Regions from separate parts of the Homo sapiens genome. Here regions 2, 3, 4 and 5 are each linked to region 1. Evidence: chromatin contacts called from ENCODE Hi-C or POLR2A ChIA-PET data. All regions are on one chromosome and are shown on one strand. The core of a region is the stretch at or near the end of the contact, and the rest is flanking DNA. Distances in the headings are between cores, read along the strand shown. Region 1 holds the start of CEP126 (centrosomal protein 126). Region 2 has its middle 20 kb from the start of MMP10. Region 3 holds the start of PGR (progesterone receptor). Region 4 overlaps LOC102723838 (a long non-coding RNA gene). Region 5 holds the start of TMEM123 (transmembrane protein 123).

Region 1 (2,901 bases), core at 280-2,779:
GGCACACTCCCAGCTTGTGGGATGGCCCTCCTTTCAGGCTGTAACCCTTTCCTCTCCTTTCTAGATTCATAAATTACGTGTTTTTTTAAGTTAACGTAAGAAAGGATTTATAGGCAATTGAGAAACCAAATTATGCTTCTTAGTGCTAATATACCAAGCCACAAAGCAGTGAGATGCCTAGGACTTACGAGATCGCAAACTAATAATATAGCAAAAGCTGGACTTCTGGAAAGCTAACCATGCCTAAATATTCCAAATAGCAACTCTAATATTCTCATATTCATCTGTACTTTGCACTGCCCTACTTTACTCAGATCACCCATGGGGAGACAAACGTGTGATGACAGCAGTGGGAATAGAATCAAGGCCATTGCCTGTGGCTAGGCCAATTAAAAACTTGCCAAGATAGCCAAGTGTCCAGTTGTATACATTTAGCTTTTCATGTCAGAATTGTATATTTTATCCTGTTGGTATGCTTCTGAAGGAGAGTTCATGTGTTTTGTGTCTTAAATCGAAACTGGATTTGTTGTGGCACTTTAAAATCTGTCGCCAGTGTACATTCCAATTTGAGTCATTGCAACCAAGTTTGCAAAGATTGTTTTAAACAGTTTCAACTGGAAAAGTTTATTATTTGAAATCTTAAAATGAACAAATTAATTCACAAAGGCAGAGACATTTGAATGGTGGGTGAATAATCTTTATTTGGTCTGTACTTTCTGCTTCCAATCTGGGAATTTTTCCAAGAAAACACTGACTGAAATACAGTCAGAATTTATATATGCATTTACATTAGGCTCCAACAATAAGATTCAGCCTTTTTCAAAACTGTCACTTGCATAGCCAATAAACTAGTGTCTCAAAAATCCATTTAATTTTCCATACTTCCCAAAACCATTTCAATGCGATGATCTCTTTTGGCATATCTTCCCAAGAGATTGCTAGTTTTGCTGTGATGGTCCATTTCCAGAATCTGGCAGCAATGCGAGAACCATTAGGAGGCTTTGAAATGTAGACCTTCTAAGTAGGGCAAAGGCAAGGAAGACGACTGCAGAGGGAATGCCAGAAGCATTACCGAGTGGATGAGAGAATGCAGGGAAGGAAAATTTCCACTTCACAAAGACATTTTAAAGAGACGGTGTTTGGGGATGATGATGCCACAGAAAGACTCACAACTCAAAATCTCACAACAGGATTCAGTAGTTTAACAAATTCAACTCCAAATTGTCCCCCAGACAATCACTGCAGACTCCTCCCGGTGGCAATTGCCTGTATCTGAGGATTTTACATCTGTCTTTCGTCACTGTCGGTACTGCCACAAAAACACTCTCATAAAAAGGGAGGCAGAACTGCATCAGGCTCTAAAACAACACTCAGCTCACCCCTCGCGCAACAACCCGGGTCCCTAGGGATGCTTGGGTTGCCACCCGCCGCTCGAAGCTGGAGGGGCCGCCGGAGCCTGCGATTGGCTGCTTCGGGCACATCGTCCCGCCCCGACCTGTAGCTCCTCCCAGGTTTCCGTTGTCAAGGACGCGCCGTCGGTTGTTGTCAAGATGGCGGCTGCAGGGTTGCTGCCGCCCCATCTGCTATTGCCCGGCGAGGTCGCCGCTGCCTCAGCTGCCATCGCCGCTACAGGCACCAGTGCCGCTGCGCGGGAGCTAGGGCTGTCGAGGCCAACCCTTCCGCGCCCGTGACGCGGGGCCTGAGAGACGGAGTGTAGGGAGGGGCCGAGCAGGAGGAGGAGGAAGCCGGAGCTGCCATGAGGGAGGTTCTGGGGGCGAGCAGACAGGCGGCGCTGAAGTGAAGGATGCTGGCGGGGAGGCCCGGAACCCGGAGCGCGGTCGGGGAACTGGGCACTGAATCATCGGACAACCTCGACAGAGCCCCCCTCGGCCCTCGGGAGAGCGGCGGGCATCACCGACCTGGCTCTTACCTGTATCCTTCCCAGCCTGTGGCTGCCAGGGTAGCGATGTTGAAAACGGGGCCCATCTTTTTCCAATTAGATTCCCATTACCTTTGACGCAGGGTGATCAAAACTAGCAAGTCATCTTAGTGCAGATATTTCCTTTAGCAACTGTCGTGTCTCACCTTAGACCTGAAATTATACCATTTTATCTAATTCTGTGGCTGCTTCCCCCCATCACCCTGTTATCCTACTCCCATTCTTCAACTTTGTAAAATTTTTGTGAATTTTAAAACACATCAACTGTGTATTCTGTGGGGATATTTTTATGCCATTATGTTCTTTACTTACATATTAACTACTTCCTGATTTATCGTACTACTTGGAGAGAGAAATTACACAAATAAGTAAAATGTTTTGCTATCCTAAAGAGTCCGTTTTAACAGTTATCCTAACACAGCCCTAAATGCATTTACCAGAGCTGCTAAAGGCTACACAGTTTGGTAAGTTGTTTTGTTTTCCATCTCTGCCCAGTCTGTTGTCAGAGCGACAGAAAAGAGGAAATGAGAAACAGGGGACCTGGACGCTTTACAATCTGGATTAACTCTGACTTTTCTCGAAGAGTTGGTTAAGCCTACCTTTGATGTTGCTGTTGGTTGCATTGTAGAAAATGGAAAGAGGAGAAGTATTTTGTTATCAAAATCTGTAAATCAGGTTTATTCCTTTAGAGACTGTTGTGATGATTAGGATTTAACCTTTGTATTCCCAAAGGACTTGGTTGGCAATGATGGTGTTGTGTAATCATCTTCAGTCTTGTCAGAGATGAGTGTCTTCTCTTTCCAAGTTAACTCTGTTTTCTTATCCCCTTTGTCTCCAATTTCTAGGATGTTCTTTGTACTCTGTTACAATTTTAGCAGCAAGTCAACAATTTGTATTGAGTGCCTGCTCTTTGGCTGACTCTGTTCTAGGTTCTAGGGATACAAATCTAGTGAGGAAGACAA
Region 2 (2,901 bases), core at 176-2,675, 850 kb after region 1:
ACAACAGTAATCATTATTTCCCTGACATCAAAAACTTACACTGTGATCAGGTATTATATGGAATAAAAGGTAAACAGAGATACTCAGAGAAATGCAGCCCATGTCCTTGGTGTGTGAGAGGGGAGAATGTGTTCTTATCCATCATGTGTTGGAGGTCTATACACGCATCGCTATTGTACACAAGGTAATGTTTGGGTCACTGGTTGGAGAACAGAGACTTCTTGCTCTAAAAGAAAGAATATAAAGAAAGCTATTAAAAATATAAAACAGCATGTTGCAAACTCCAAATGGCTGGCATTCTAAATTGCTACCCTGAAAATTCTTAAAAACTGTATAATCATGGTCTTATGGAATGTTGAATGGGAGACAGAACTTGAAGGTATGATTTTGGGTATGAGGTAGATAGAGATTTAGCAGGTAGAGACTGGAAATCCAACCCTACTTCTAACTGGGTATGAAGACTAAAGTTAGTTCTGTTCTCTTGACTAGAAAATTATAATAATAGTAATAAAATTCCCCCCAATCCCAAAATGGTTTTCAGAAGAATTAAACAAAATTATATATATAACATATATCTACTTTGGTGTTTGTTACAGAGTATTTCATGATTGCTGTTTTTTTCTTAGAGTTAAAAGATACCTTTAAAAATCTCTAATTATGGCCAGGCATGGTGGCTTACACCTGTAATCCCAGCACTTTGGGAGGCTGAGGCGGGTGGATCACGAGGTCAGATCAAGACCATCCTGGCTAATACAGTGAAACCCTGTCTCTACTAAAAAAAAAAAAAAAAATTAGCCAGGCATGGTGGTGGGCACATGTAGTCCCAGCTACTCGGGAGGCTGAGGCAGGAGAACGGCGTGAACCCGGGAGGCAGAGCTGGCAGTGAGCCAAGATGGAGCCACTGCACTCCAGCCTGGGTGACAGAGCGAGACTTGGTCTCAAAAAAAAAAAAAAAACTCTAATTATAATTGTTGTAAAGATACAGTTAGAAGGAATAAGATCTAGTTTTTGATAGTACAGTAGGATGACTATGATTGACAATAATTTGTGGTATAGTTCAAAATAGCTAGAAGAGAAGAATTAGAATGTTCACAACATAAAGAAGGGGTGAATGTTTGGAGTGATGAATATCCCAATTGCCCTGGTATAATAAACATTACACATTGTATCCATGTGTCAAAATATCACATATACCCCCAAAATATGGACCACTGCTCTGTAACAGTAAAACAAACAAACAAATCACAAAACCTAATTAAACCCCCTTCCATTGCAAATGAGGAAACTGAGATCTTGAAATTCTCAGTTGTTTTATTTCTTAGAAAGCAAAACAATGTGACTATGATTCAAGGGACAGGGTTAGTTCATTTTAAGGGGATTTAAACTTACCACAGGAAATGACTCTTGAGGAAATTGTTGCTGTGCAGTTAAATAAAGCAAGGAAAAAACAAGTAATATCTGCTGAATCTCCACAATAAACCAAGTTGAATCATCTGCTTTAGAGATTTGGGAGCATTGCTCAAGAAGCAGCTGTGTTACTAGGTATTGCATCATTGTATAATCATCATTGTTATCATCGCCATCATCATATCTGTGAGCCAAATACGATTTTAAGAACAATTGTGGAGGTGGCAAATTTCCAAGCTAGATAACTTACGCTCTAAATTCACTTATCATGCTTTTGTCACCTTTTAGTTGTAGCTAATGGTGATCCAGTGACATTCCATTAATTTGATTGGGAAGGTCTTACTAGTATGTATAATTATAAATCTGCTTCTAAATATAAGTAGGTCTATGATTCACCATGTCTTTGTTCTAGGGAAGAAATTAAAGGGTTGGATTTCCTACTGACTTTGCAGGGATTAAGAAGGTTGTATATATCTTCAACTACCTCCTTTGATTTAATCCTTAAGAAACCAAGCAGGCTGGGAGCAGTGGCTCTCGCCTGTAATCCCAGCACTTTGGGTGGCCTAGGTGGGAGGATCGCTTGAGGCCAGGAGTTCGAGACCAGCCTGGCCAACATGGTGAAACCCCATCTCTACTAAAAGAAAAAATAAAAAAAAAAATTAGCTGTGCATGGTGGTGGGCCAGCTACTCAGAAAGCTGAGGCATGAGAATCGCTTGAACCTGGGAGGTGGAGGTTGCAGTGAGCTGAGATCGTGCCACTGCATTCTAGCCTGGGTGACAGAGTGAGACTCAGTCTCAAAAAAAAAAAAAAAAAAAAAAAAAGAGAGAGAGAGAGAGAAAGAAACCAGGGCATTTTTTTAGTGCATGCTTGTTTAACTGATGAAGTAATTTTTCTTTCCTATTTTATTGCTGCTGAGAAAATATACTACACATATAGTGGTAACGTGTGTTACTTAGCTAAGTGAGTGGGCAATTTATTTCTTATTTATGTTTCCTACTTCAAAAACAGATTTGATGGATGCAATGGAATGATTATTAAATGAGCAAATGTGCTAAATGAGTGACTAAATGAAAAACAATGAGTTACAAACTTTGGGAGAAATTTTACTGTTTCATTTACTGAAATGTTTCATTAATTTTATACTCAATCACATGTTAGAAAGCTGATGCTTCATATATTTTCTCTAAAACATAAATTAATGTGACTCCCTTTCTTTGACTCTCTCAGATGTTCCCTTGAGATTCCTCAAACATGTCTTTTAATATCTCTATGCCATTGTGCATGCAGCTTGCTTCCCTTGGAATGCCCTTCCTCTCCAGACATCTCCAGATGCCTGTCATTCTTCACATTCTAAAATTGACATTACTTTCTTCCTAGTTCAAGGGAGTTATGCATGCTTTCATTTAACAAACAGTGATTTACGGAGTAGCTACCATGTACCATTCTCTGAATTGCAGTGGAATATAACCGCAGGAAGTCACAGTCCAATGTAG
Region 3 (2,901 bases), core at 1-2,500, 790 kb before region 1:
ACCCGGACCGGCTCATGAGCGGGGACAACACCCGCTGGGTGGCGGGGGCAGCCGGTGGATCTTCGGGAAGTTCGGGGCCAAACAGGCACCAAGAGCTGGTGACCTCGCAGGCGGGAGGGCTGGGTTGGCTCTGCCCGGGACCTGAGGGCGCCAACAGAGTGTCCAAGACACTGTCCAGCAGTCCGCTGTCCTTTTCTGGGGGACTAGAACTGCTGCCTCCAGCACCCCTTGTAGCTTCAGCTCTGGAATATGCGCCCTCCACGTCCGACAGCGACTGCTGGTCCTGCGTCTTTTCGTCGGAGGGGTCCTGTCCCTGGCAGGGCCGAGGGAAGAGTAGCCCGTCCAGGGAGATAGGTATGGCCGAAACTTCAGGCAAGGTGTCCGAGGTCTGGCTCCCCGGGAACGGACCTGCGGCTGGGCGACACAGCAGTGGGGATCCGACCTCGGGGGAGGGCGGGCCGCCCGCCACGTGGGGAGCCCGGGGACCCTTTGCCTTCAGCTCAGTCATGACGACTGGACTCCCCTTTTCTCCTCCCCCGTCTCCAGGAGGAGGGAAAAGGGAAGGAGGAGGGGGTTTCGGGAATATAGGGGCAGAGGGAGGAGAAAGTGGGTGTTGAATGTGGCTGGACCGGAGGGATCTCCACCTCCTGGGTCGGGGGCGGGGGAGGGCGGCGCTGGTCAGCTCCTGCCCTTGGCCTCCATCCTGTCGTCAGGGGAACTGTGGCTGTCGTTTGTCCCAGCGAGCGGCAAGTGGGGAGCGCAAGAAAAAGTAGTAATTGTTAGGAGATCTCGTCTCCTAACTCGGGGAGTTCTCCAAGAGAGTTCTCCAACTTCTGTCCGAGGACTGGAGACGCAGAGTACTCACAAGTCCGGCACTTGAGTGGCTGCGGCTGCGACGGCAATTTAGTGACACGCGGCTCCTTTATCTCCCGACTTTTTCTCTGGCATCAAACTCGTGCATGCTGTGAAGCTCTCAGTCCCTCGCTGAGTTCCACTGCCCCCTCACTAAAACCCTGGGGCTAGTCGGACCTCTCGGTACAGCCCATTCCCAGGAAGGGTCGGACTTCTGCTGGCTCCGTACTGCGGGCGACAGTCATCTCCGAAGATCTCAGATCCCAGTAGTGCGGGAGCACTAGCCGCCTCGGGTTGTAGATTTCACTCAAATGACAAGTGAAGCTAGTTCTCATTGAGAATGCCACCCACACGCACAAATACAACAAGGCTTACCCCGATTAGTGACAGCTGTGGACTGGCCAGACAGCTTTCTAACAACGCCTCCTCCTCTAGGGAGGCCCCGCCCAAAGCCCCTCCCTACCCCAATTACCGGTAGGATCTGAAACTCTGGAGTTGGCATTTCCACCCGTTATTCTGAATGCTACTCTCAATAGCAGGTTCTTTGGGATGGAACCTCATAAGCATATTACGTTTTGTTTTGCAAATTAAGAATTATGCCCTATCTAATTGGAAAAATGAATAGATTCTATCAGAAGTAGAATTTTTGTCACCATTTTAAGATTTCAGTTTTGTAAAGATTTAACACAGAGGAAGACATTTGGCTACATTATCTTTTAAAATAATAAATGTATCAAGGACGATACTAAATAAGAGATTCTCTCCCTTATGAGTTCCATAAAAGTGAATGCTTTCAAGTTTCTCCTGCTGCGACCAACATGTCCTGCTCCTCTTGAGTATCCTCAGCGTGACAAAGAAATTTGGGAGTGGGAGATGGTAACACCTCTGTATCTATGATGGAAGTTTGGATGTTGTGTGCCACACTTCGATTTGTCTTAAGGAATGTGTTCCAATTTTTAGTAAATAGCACTTTAAGGAAAGTTTCCTTTAGCTCCAGCTTATACAGTGTGCTACATCATAACATCCTCAGTAGAGATGTTGAACAGTACTTTTTACCCTAAATATTCTTAGTCTGAAAAGTAATTATCTTTGAGCTTATAAAATGGATCCCCGCTAAATTCATGAAGTCAGTAGAAAAAGGGAAGAATATTGCAATATATATTTTAGATACACAGTCATAAACTGTATTTGACCCAAGACCATTGGGTATTTTAACATCATCTTAAATATACCTTGTTCAAAACAGAGTGAATGATTTGCAAATTTTCTTGTAGGACCTCAAGGTCTAGCTGTGCTAATGACTCATAGTTTATCTCAACCATGTATAAAGAATGCAGAAGACTCCAGAAGGTGGGGGAGCCACTAGAGGTAAGGAGCCTGGACCCCTCGATCATCTGGGGAGGGGCTATATGAGTGAGAAACAAACCTTTATCATGTTAGGTTACTAGGATTTGGAGTTGGTTGTTCTAGTAAATAGTTTACTCTGATTAATTTTAGATATGTGGAAGTTAGGCAGATAGAGGAAAGGTAAAGAGAATTCTGGGAAGCAGGTATAGAATGTTCACCGGGCATCAAATGGCAGGATATAATATGGCAACTGCAAGGGGACCATTATGAATAGAACAGGAGCAAGTGTGGGCACAGAAGTATATGAGACTAGAGAAGTAAACTAATTTATTAATATCATTATTGTTGTTTTCAGGCTTTCTCTTTCCAGCCTATCTTAAAACAGTTACCATGCTTTATTGAGGTGTAATTCCAGTATCATACAGCTCACTCAAAGTATCAGTTCATTGATTTTTCATGTACTCAGAGTTGTGCAACCATCAGCACTATTAATTTTGTAACATGAGTATGACTCTAAAATCTCAATACCCACTAGCAGTTATTCCACATTTCCGCCTAAATCTCCCAGCAGCCACTAATATGCTTTTTGTACCTGTGATTTGGCTATTTTGGATCAAGGTTCATCCATGTTCCACATGAATCAGTACTTCACTCCTTCACTCCTTTTTATTGACAAATAATATTTCATTGTATGGATAAACC
Region 4 (2,901 bases), core at 265-2,764, 580 kb after region 1:
TTAGTATTTTTTTTCTTTTTTAATAAAGATGGGGCTTCACCATGTTGGTAAGGCTGGTCTCGAACTCCTGACCTCAGGTGATCCACCCACCTCGGCTTCCCAAAGTGTTGGGATTACAGGCGTGAGCCACTGCGCCTGGGGAGGCAATTAAAAAGACTTTGGAAACATACAAATATAGCTTCAAATGCAAGTGCTGTCACATCCCAGCCGTGAGAATTTCCTAATTTATGAAATGAATAAAATAATACCTACTTTTCAGGGTTGCTGTAGTGATCAGAATGTAGGTATGTAGGGTGGATTAGGGATGGCTGCACATTCTTTGTTATGTACTCACATTGAGAAATGGAGTTTAATAATTAAGTGCCTTATTCAACAGGTATTTAACGGGTGCTTACTCTGTGTCATGTGCCCTTCTTGCTGCTGAACAAAGTGGATAAATTCCTTGCCTGAAAGTAATTAAGGTAATACCTTTTAATCATTGTTGGTGATGTAATGGTTATTAAGATAACCAGAATATCGGGGTTTACCTAAAAAGACCTAATTGTCTGATATGGACACGTAAGAAATGAAGTTCAAAGGAAATCTGTCCTAAGTAAATTATAATTAACATCTAAGTATTAATCGTTAACAAGCTGAATAGACACCATATAGCTATTTCAAATTTAAATTAGCCTCTATCTTACCTATTATTTTTAATTTCTACCACTACCTTCTGGAAGCTGTGTAAATGAAAATCCTAACTGAGTAAGTTAACACAAATAAATACCACTTATCCATTCATTCATTCAACCGATCATTCAACAAATATTTTATTTTATTTATTTATTTTTTGAGGCAGAGTCTCACTCTGTCGCCGGTGTGCATCACCACACCCAGTTAATTTTTTGTATTTTTAGTAGAGATGGGGTTTCGCTATGTTGGCCAGGCTGGTCTCAAACTCCCGGTTTTAAGTGATCCACCCACCTTGACCAAAGTGCTGGAATTACAGGCGTGAGTCACAGCGCCTGGCTTCAACAAATATTTGTTGGACAACTTTTATGTGCTAAACTGTGCTAACCATTGTTTCTCTGAATGATTCAGACATAGACTCTGCTTTTTCTGCCAAGAACTCCACTTTTCATATCAAAATTATGGTAGAGGAGGAAAAACTTGAAAAAAAAGTGCTAGGTTAATCATATCTTTTATAACTGAATGATTTCTTAGATTAAGATATTTTAATCTATTTACTTTGAGGTAGATTGATCCCTGAATGACATAGTCTAGTTACTGATAACTAAAAAAGTACAATTAGGTGTTAAGTTTGAATAGAATTTCAATCCATTATTTAGGGTTCCTAAATTTTTCTATATACTGTAGTTGCTTGGTTTTATTCAGGGCTAGGGAAATTTGCTAATTTGAGAGGCAAGACAAAAAAGCCTGTCAAATGCATTTGTATTATGCCAAAGTAGTTCTCAAGGTATCTTTCAAGTGAATGTTTAGCACATATGCGTGCACACAAAACAAACTTGATGTTCACCATTATCAACGACTAGGATGGCAAATCCACTCTTGCTTTGTAACCAAGGAAAGTCACTGCTGCATGGTCGTAACGTGCTTAGTCTTTATGAAGATGCCTCAGCAAAAGATGACAGGGATATAAGACTGAGTTATTCCTTTGAAGTTTAACTCATTATCCTTTGGTAATCATAACTCCATGTTTTTTACCTCCCCAGTTAAAGTTCCAAAAGGCAACAGTAGGTCACAGCAGCCCCTTAGTCGGAGGTTAGGCTCAGGTGCAATTTACTCTCCTCTGTATGCTTGCTAGTAACCAAAGGAGTAACAGTTTCGCACACCAAAAATGATCAGAGTCAGTGGCCAGGGTTTACGTTTCATGACAGCCTTCTATACTTGTAGGAAATACAGACTTTACCGTTAAAGAAACTAATGTGGTCACCAGGGTCATGGTCTTTAGATTCACGTCATCTGGAGTGTAAAGCACTAGATCTGAATTCCCTTTTTGTTGATTGGGGCATTGACAATTGAACTGTAATGACAAAAGAGGGTATAAACTAGAACGTATGTTTGCTGATCCATACAGCATTTTTGTGGTAGCAAGTATTCTTTTGGTTAGAATTAATACATCTCTTCTGGTTTGAATGATAGTCTCCTGAAGTTGATGAAACTTAGTGGTTTCATAAGAGAAAGGGTGCCCTCATGTGGCGATTTAGAAACATAACAGCAAATTCTTTGGCATTCCCGGCTTCAAGGAGGAGGTGTATATTGCCTCATTTTAACTCTGGTTGTGTTTCTGATTACTTTTATCAGAAGAGTATGGCAGAAGTGAGGTTATATGACTTCTATGGCTAGATCTTAAAAGTCATACAGCCTCCATGGTGGAGAAGATGCCATGAGCAGGCAGTATGGTTGACAGTCCCAGCTGAGCCCAGATTTCCAATTATCTCCAGCAACGCAGCAGACGTGTGATTGAAGCCATCCCAGCCCCTCCCAACCAGCCCATCGGCCCCACAGAACAAAAGGATCACCTAGGGCAGCCTTGCCTGAACTCCTGGCCTACCAAATCATGAGACATAATAAAATGATTGTTGTTTTGAGCTACGGTTTAGGGTTCTTTTTATGCAATGTTCGATAACTGGACACTCCTTCTGTTAATTCAAGTTCTCTAAAAGCTGATACCAAGAGGATCGGATTCGACATAAAAGAGGTTTTTGGGGAAACACCTGTGAAGGATAACGGGTGAAGGAGTGGACTAGGTAGGGAGAGCTTTCAGACTCTGATGCAGGTCTGGAATCTGAAGGAAGAAAGATTAGGCAAGAAGAGTCTTAGGCTATCTCACAAGAAAATAAAGTATTTCCAGGCTGTGGTGGTGGGGGGGGAGGTCCTCAAGCCTGTTAGAAAGATTCT
Region 5 (2,901 bases), core at 258-2,757, 540 kb after region 1:
AACAAATTTTTAAAAATGGAGACCTCACCTCATGAGATAATTGGTATAAAATTAGGACCAAGATACACGATGGACATGATTTTACCACTTTTTTTCTTAAATGATCTCAAAATTAGGTCTGCGAAGCCAGTTTGTCACACGCACAATTAAGCAAACAAAAAAACTTCAGCAAAACAAAGAAAAATTGTTAATTCACCCAGGTTATTCCAGAAAAAGCAAGTGTTGTGCCTGAACCTTCCAGATTTACAAACTGCCTTTTTCTTTTGCTGGATAAAACGAACCTAAGGCTAACATATACAGTGGATGGATAGAACTTAAAACCATGAAAACCTTGGGTTACTTAACTTATCCTAGTTTACTGACCATTACCTAGGGACCTGACTTCTCTAACAGTTGACAAAGGAAAACAGTATTTACACAACAAATCCCAACTTCCTGGTTTCATCCAAAAAGGGCTGTTTGAAGTCTCCAAAGGGCCAAGGGCCTAAAACGAAACAAATTCCGCCCTACACAGAAAAGCAAAGTCAACATCATCCTGTTACGACCTTACTAGCGACGACAAGGGCCACCGGCGACCGTGCAGCTGTGCCCTTAACGCTGCGCAGCTGCCGCGCGCCTCGGCCGGGTGTTTATGGCACACGAGGGGTGGAGAGCGCCCCGCCATGGGGGCGGCCGCCTCAACTACCGCGAGGGCGGGGCGCGCTCCCCAAAAGCTCCCAACTAGCTCCAAGAGCCCCGAAGTCTAACTTCGAGCGTCAGGGGGACCTAAAGATTGTAATTCATCTGGATAATACTGCATAATATTAGACGCTGAAATGCCTGGGGGACGCTTGAAAAGCTCCCCGACTAACTGGGAGACGTTTCCGCGGGCCTAGGTAGACATATTTTTCAACTCAGCTAATCTTGTTTACAAACGGAAGCCTTAGAAACTCTAACCTCGGCAAACATTAACTTCAGGGAAAGGCTGTAAAAACCAACTTGCGGTAACTCAACAGGTTATGCGCACCCGTCCCGGCCTGCGACCGCCGCATCCAAAAAGCGAGAGGGGAAGCACCAGGCAATTTCCTCAGCAGGCGGCCCCGGGGCCAGCGGGTGACTGGTCCAAACCTCAGTTTCCCCCACCCCGCCCGGTCACCTCTGGGTCCGCCCCGAGCGTTCGGCCAGACACACGCGGAACTTTCTGTACCAGAGCCCAACTTGGGAACCCAAGCCTCGGCAGCGCGCTGCCTCCCACGAACGGGGCTGACGACCCCCGCAGCCACTTACCCGCCATGGCTGCGCTTTCATGGGCGGCCCCCAGCAGCGCTAGCACCTGCAGCGTCCCCAGGAGCAGCGCGGCCCAAGCACCTCGCGCGCCGAGTCCCATTGTTCCGAGGGCAGGATGCGGCAGCCTCGTGGGCTCCCAGCCGAGGTGGCGGCGGCGAGAGCGGCTCCTCTGCGCAGCCGGCGCCGGCTCCGCTTCCCCTTCGGCCGCGCACGTTTCCCCTCCCGCCGCTTGCCCCCCGAATGACCAAATAGGGCGCAGGAGCGGGGCCTGGAGGGGGCGTCGCGTGCGCAGCCGGGGCGGCGGGGCCGGGCTGGGTGGCGCGGGGGCGGGCTCGGGGTTCTGGGCGTGGCGACTCGGCTCGCGGCCTCCCTCGCAGGCGCGCGCTTGGGAACCCCAGAAACCGCGAGCCGTTTCCTTTCTCTTCGGAAATGGCAGTTTTGTTGTCCTGGATGAAGGCGAGCGCCGCTGCCTCCCTGAATGCTGAGCACGCTGGCTTCGCGGTGCCCGGAAGGAAGCCTTTGAAGAGTAGTTTTGCGGGCAGGGAGGGGACAGGGGTGCGTGCGACTCAGAGTGAGAGGGAGGAGTTGCAGGGCAAAGGCGGGAGGAGGGGGAGATTCTGGAGAGGAACTTGAGGGGATGGGATTCACTCTAAGGAGTCCTGGGCGGTCGGAGCTTTCCCCTCGCGTGACCCAGCCTAAGGGGGAAGTGGAGAAAAACAGCTCGACAGATTTGTTGCTTAAATTCAAACGTAAAACACCTACGATCTTCTTATCCCAGTTGTACTTCATCTTCTCCACGGGTTCCCTGTATCTCTGATTAAGACACGAGATTAGTGGAGTGGGCGGGTGGGGGCGCGCGCAGGAGTTGGTAGCAACTCTCAGTGAAATACAGTAGAGCCATGGAAAGCGGGGGCTGCATTAATCCAACCAGCCTTTTCTCTCCTTGTGCCCTGCTGTCCCAGTTCAGATGAAATGGCCAGTTTTGAACAGTTTTTGGCTGAGTTCCTTTTAAACCCTTGGAGCCAATGCTAATCACTTGTCTTGACTTGAAGTGCTTGTAAAGTCTGCATTTTCATCGTGCTCAGAACTCTGAAGTGACATAGCTACCTGTGGCTAATGCATGAGAATAACAAAGGCTGAGTCCTGGCTTGGGTGGGAACCCTCAGCTGAAGTAGAAGACTGAAGGATCCAAGGAACCTAAAATCACAGTGAATCCCCACCTGCAAAGGTCTTAATGTTGCAGATCTTTGGCACCTGAGCCAGATTTCATCACATAAAGGCCACATTGCAGTTAACTTTTGAAAACTGTGTTATGAGAGGTAGAACTTTCTCATGTCAGGCAAATCCATCATTACAGAGGTCTGACTGGTCCTAGAGATTAACTGAGACAATCTGTCCTAAATTTACAGAGACTTCCATCTGTGGATTCAGTCAGCCAACCTGCAAATGTTTCCCCTGCAGCTTATCATGGACAAAAAGCAAGCATTGCACATTTCGATTTTGGTTATTCTATTTAACTGGGGAATCTGGTTTAGGAATAAACCGTTCTGGTGACTACCCCATTATCCAAGCATTTCCCAATCTAGGCCCAACCTGTCTTTCCAGCCTTGGTTCTGTTGCCCATGGAGAAGGGTG

What was found. Hi-C counts contacts between places; a loop is a spot of excess contacts on that map. ChIA-PET counts read pairs that join two places held with the same protein, here RNA polymerase II (POLR2A). Pooled maps may share reads with other maps.
Region 2: a loop to region 1 is called in a map of endothelial cell of umbilical vein, with 4 times the contacts of the local background. The contact joins the enhancer-like site here to the promoter of CEP126 in region 1. A Hi-C loop is called at or near these places in 1 of 168 maps with a recorded cell type or tissue (endothelial cell of umbilical vein). POLR2A ChIA-PET finds 5 or more read pairs at or near these places in 1 of 52 experiments (activated naive CD4-positive, alpha-beta T cell).
Region 3: a map of ascending aorta shows a loop between it and region 1 (5-fold over the local background). The contact joins the promoter of PGR here to the promoter of CEP126 in region 1. A Hi-C loop is called at or near these places in 1 of 168 maps with a recorded cell type or tissue (ascending aorta) and 7 of 50 pooled maps.
Region 4: a loop to region 1 is called in a map of endothelial cell of umbilical vein, with 16 times the contacts of the local background. The contact joins the enhancer-like site here to the promoter of CEP126 in region 1. A Hi-C loop is called at or near these places in 2 of 168 maps with a recorded cell type or tissue (Caco-2 and endothelial cell of umbilical vein) and 6 of 50 pooled maps.
Region 5: a loop to region 1 is called in a map of B cell, with 4 times the contacts of the local background. The contact joins the promoter of TMEM123 here to the promoter of CEP126 in region 1. A Hi-C loop is called at or near these places in 3 of 168 maps with a recorded cell type or tissue (B cell, CD4-positive, alpha-beta memory T cell and naive thymus-derived CD4-positive, alpha-beta T cell), 1 of 37 single-sample maps with no recorded cell type and 13 of 50 pooled maps. POLR2A ChIA-PET finds 5 or more read pairs at or near these places in 1 of 52 experiments (activated CD4-positive, alpha-beta T cell).

Annotation. Positions count from the first base shown.
Region 1 is chr11:101,913,481-101,916,381 of GRCh38, forward strand. CEP126 (centrosomal protein 126) reads left to right here and starts at 1,530. Exons shown (of 11, transcript NM_020802.4): 1 at 1,530-1,932. The coding sequence starts at 1,805. ANGPTL5 (angiopoietin like 5) reads right to left here. Exons shown (of 9, transcript NM_178127.5): 1 at 2,539-2,901. RefSeq lists an enhancer at 1,449-1,548.
Region 2 is chr11:102,759,051-102,761,951 of GRCh38, forward strand. No RefSeq gene overlaps it. Among named protein-coding and RNA genes, the nearest start is that of MMP10, 20 kb to the right of the region's middle. Within about 2 kb of position 1,426, at least 4 of the 41 ENCODE cell types and tissues checked have a DNase peak (open chromatin) inside an H3K27ac peak, as active enhancers do; they include endothelial cell of umbilical vein, where a contact is called at or near this core.
Region 3 is chr11:101,128,563-101,131,463 of GRCh38, forward strand. PGR (progesterone receptor) reads right to left here and starts at 1,251. Exons shown (of 8, transcript NM_000926.4): 1 at 1-1,251. The coding sequence starts at 508. It also overlaps PGR-AS1.
Region 4 is chr11:102,493,404-102,496,304 of GRCh38, forward strand. It overlaps LOC102723838 (a long non-coding RNA gene), which reads left to right. Exons shown (of 3, transcript NR_135076.1): 2 at 377-461. Among named protein-coding and RNA genes, the nearest start is that of MMP7, 36 kb to the right of the region's middle. Within about 2 kb of position 1,515, at least 2 of the 41 ENCODE cell types and tissues checked have a DNase peak (open chromatin) inside an H3K27ac peak, as active enhancers do.
Region 5 is chr11:102,451,258-102,454,158 of GRCh38, forward strand. TMEM123 (transmembrane protein 123) reads right to left here and starts at 1,508. Exons shown (of 5, transcript NM_052932.3): 1 at 1,267-1,508. The coding sequence starts at 1,366. TMEM123-DT (TMEM123 divergent transcript) reads left to right here and starts at 1,662. Exons shown (of 2, transcript NR_135053.1): 1 at 1,662-1,792. RefSeq lists enhancers at 512-561, 742-1,031, 1,762-1,871 and a silencer at 1,352-1,641.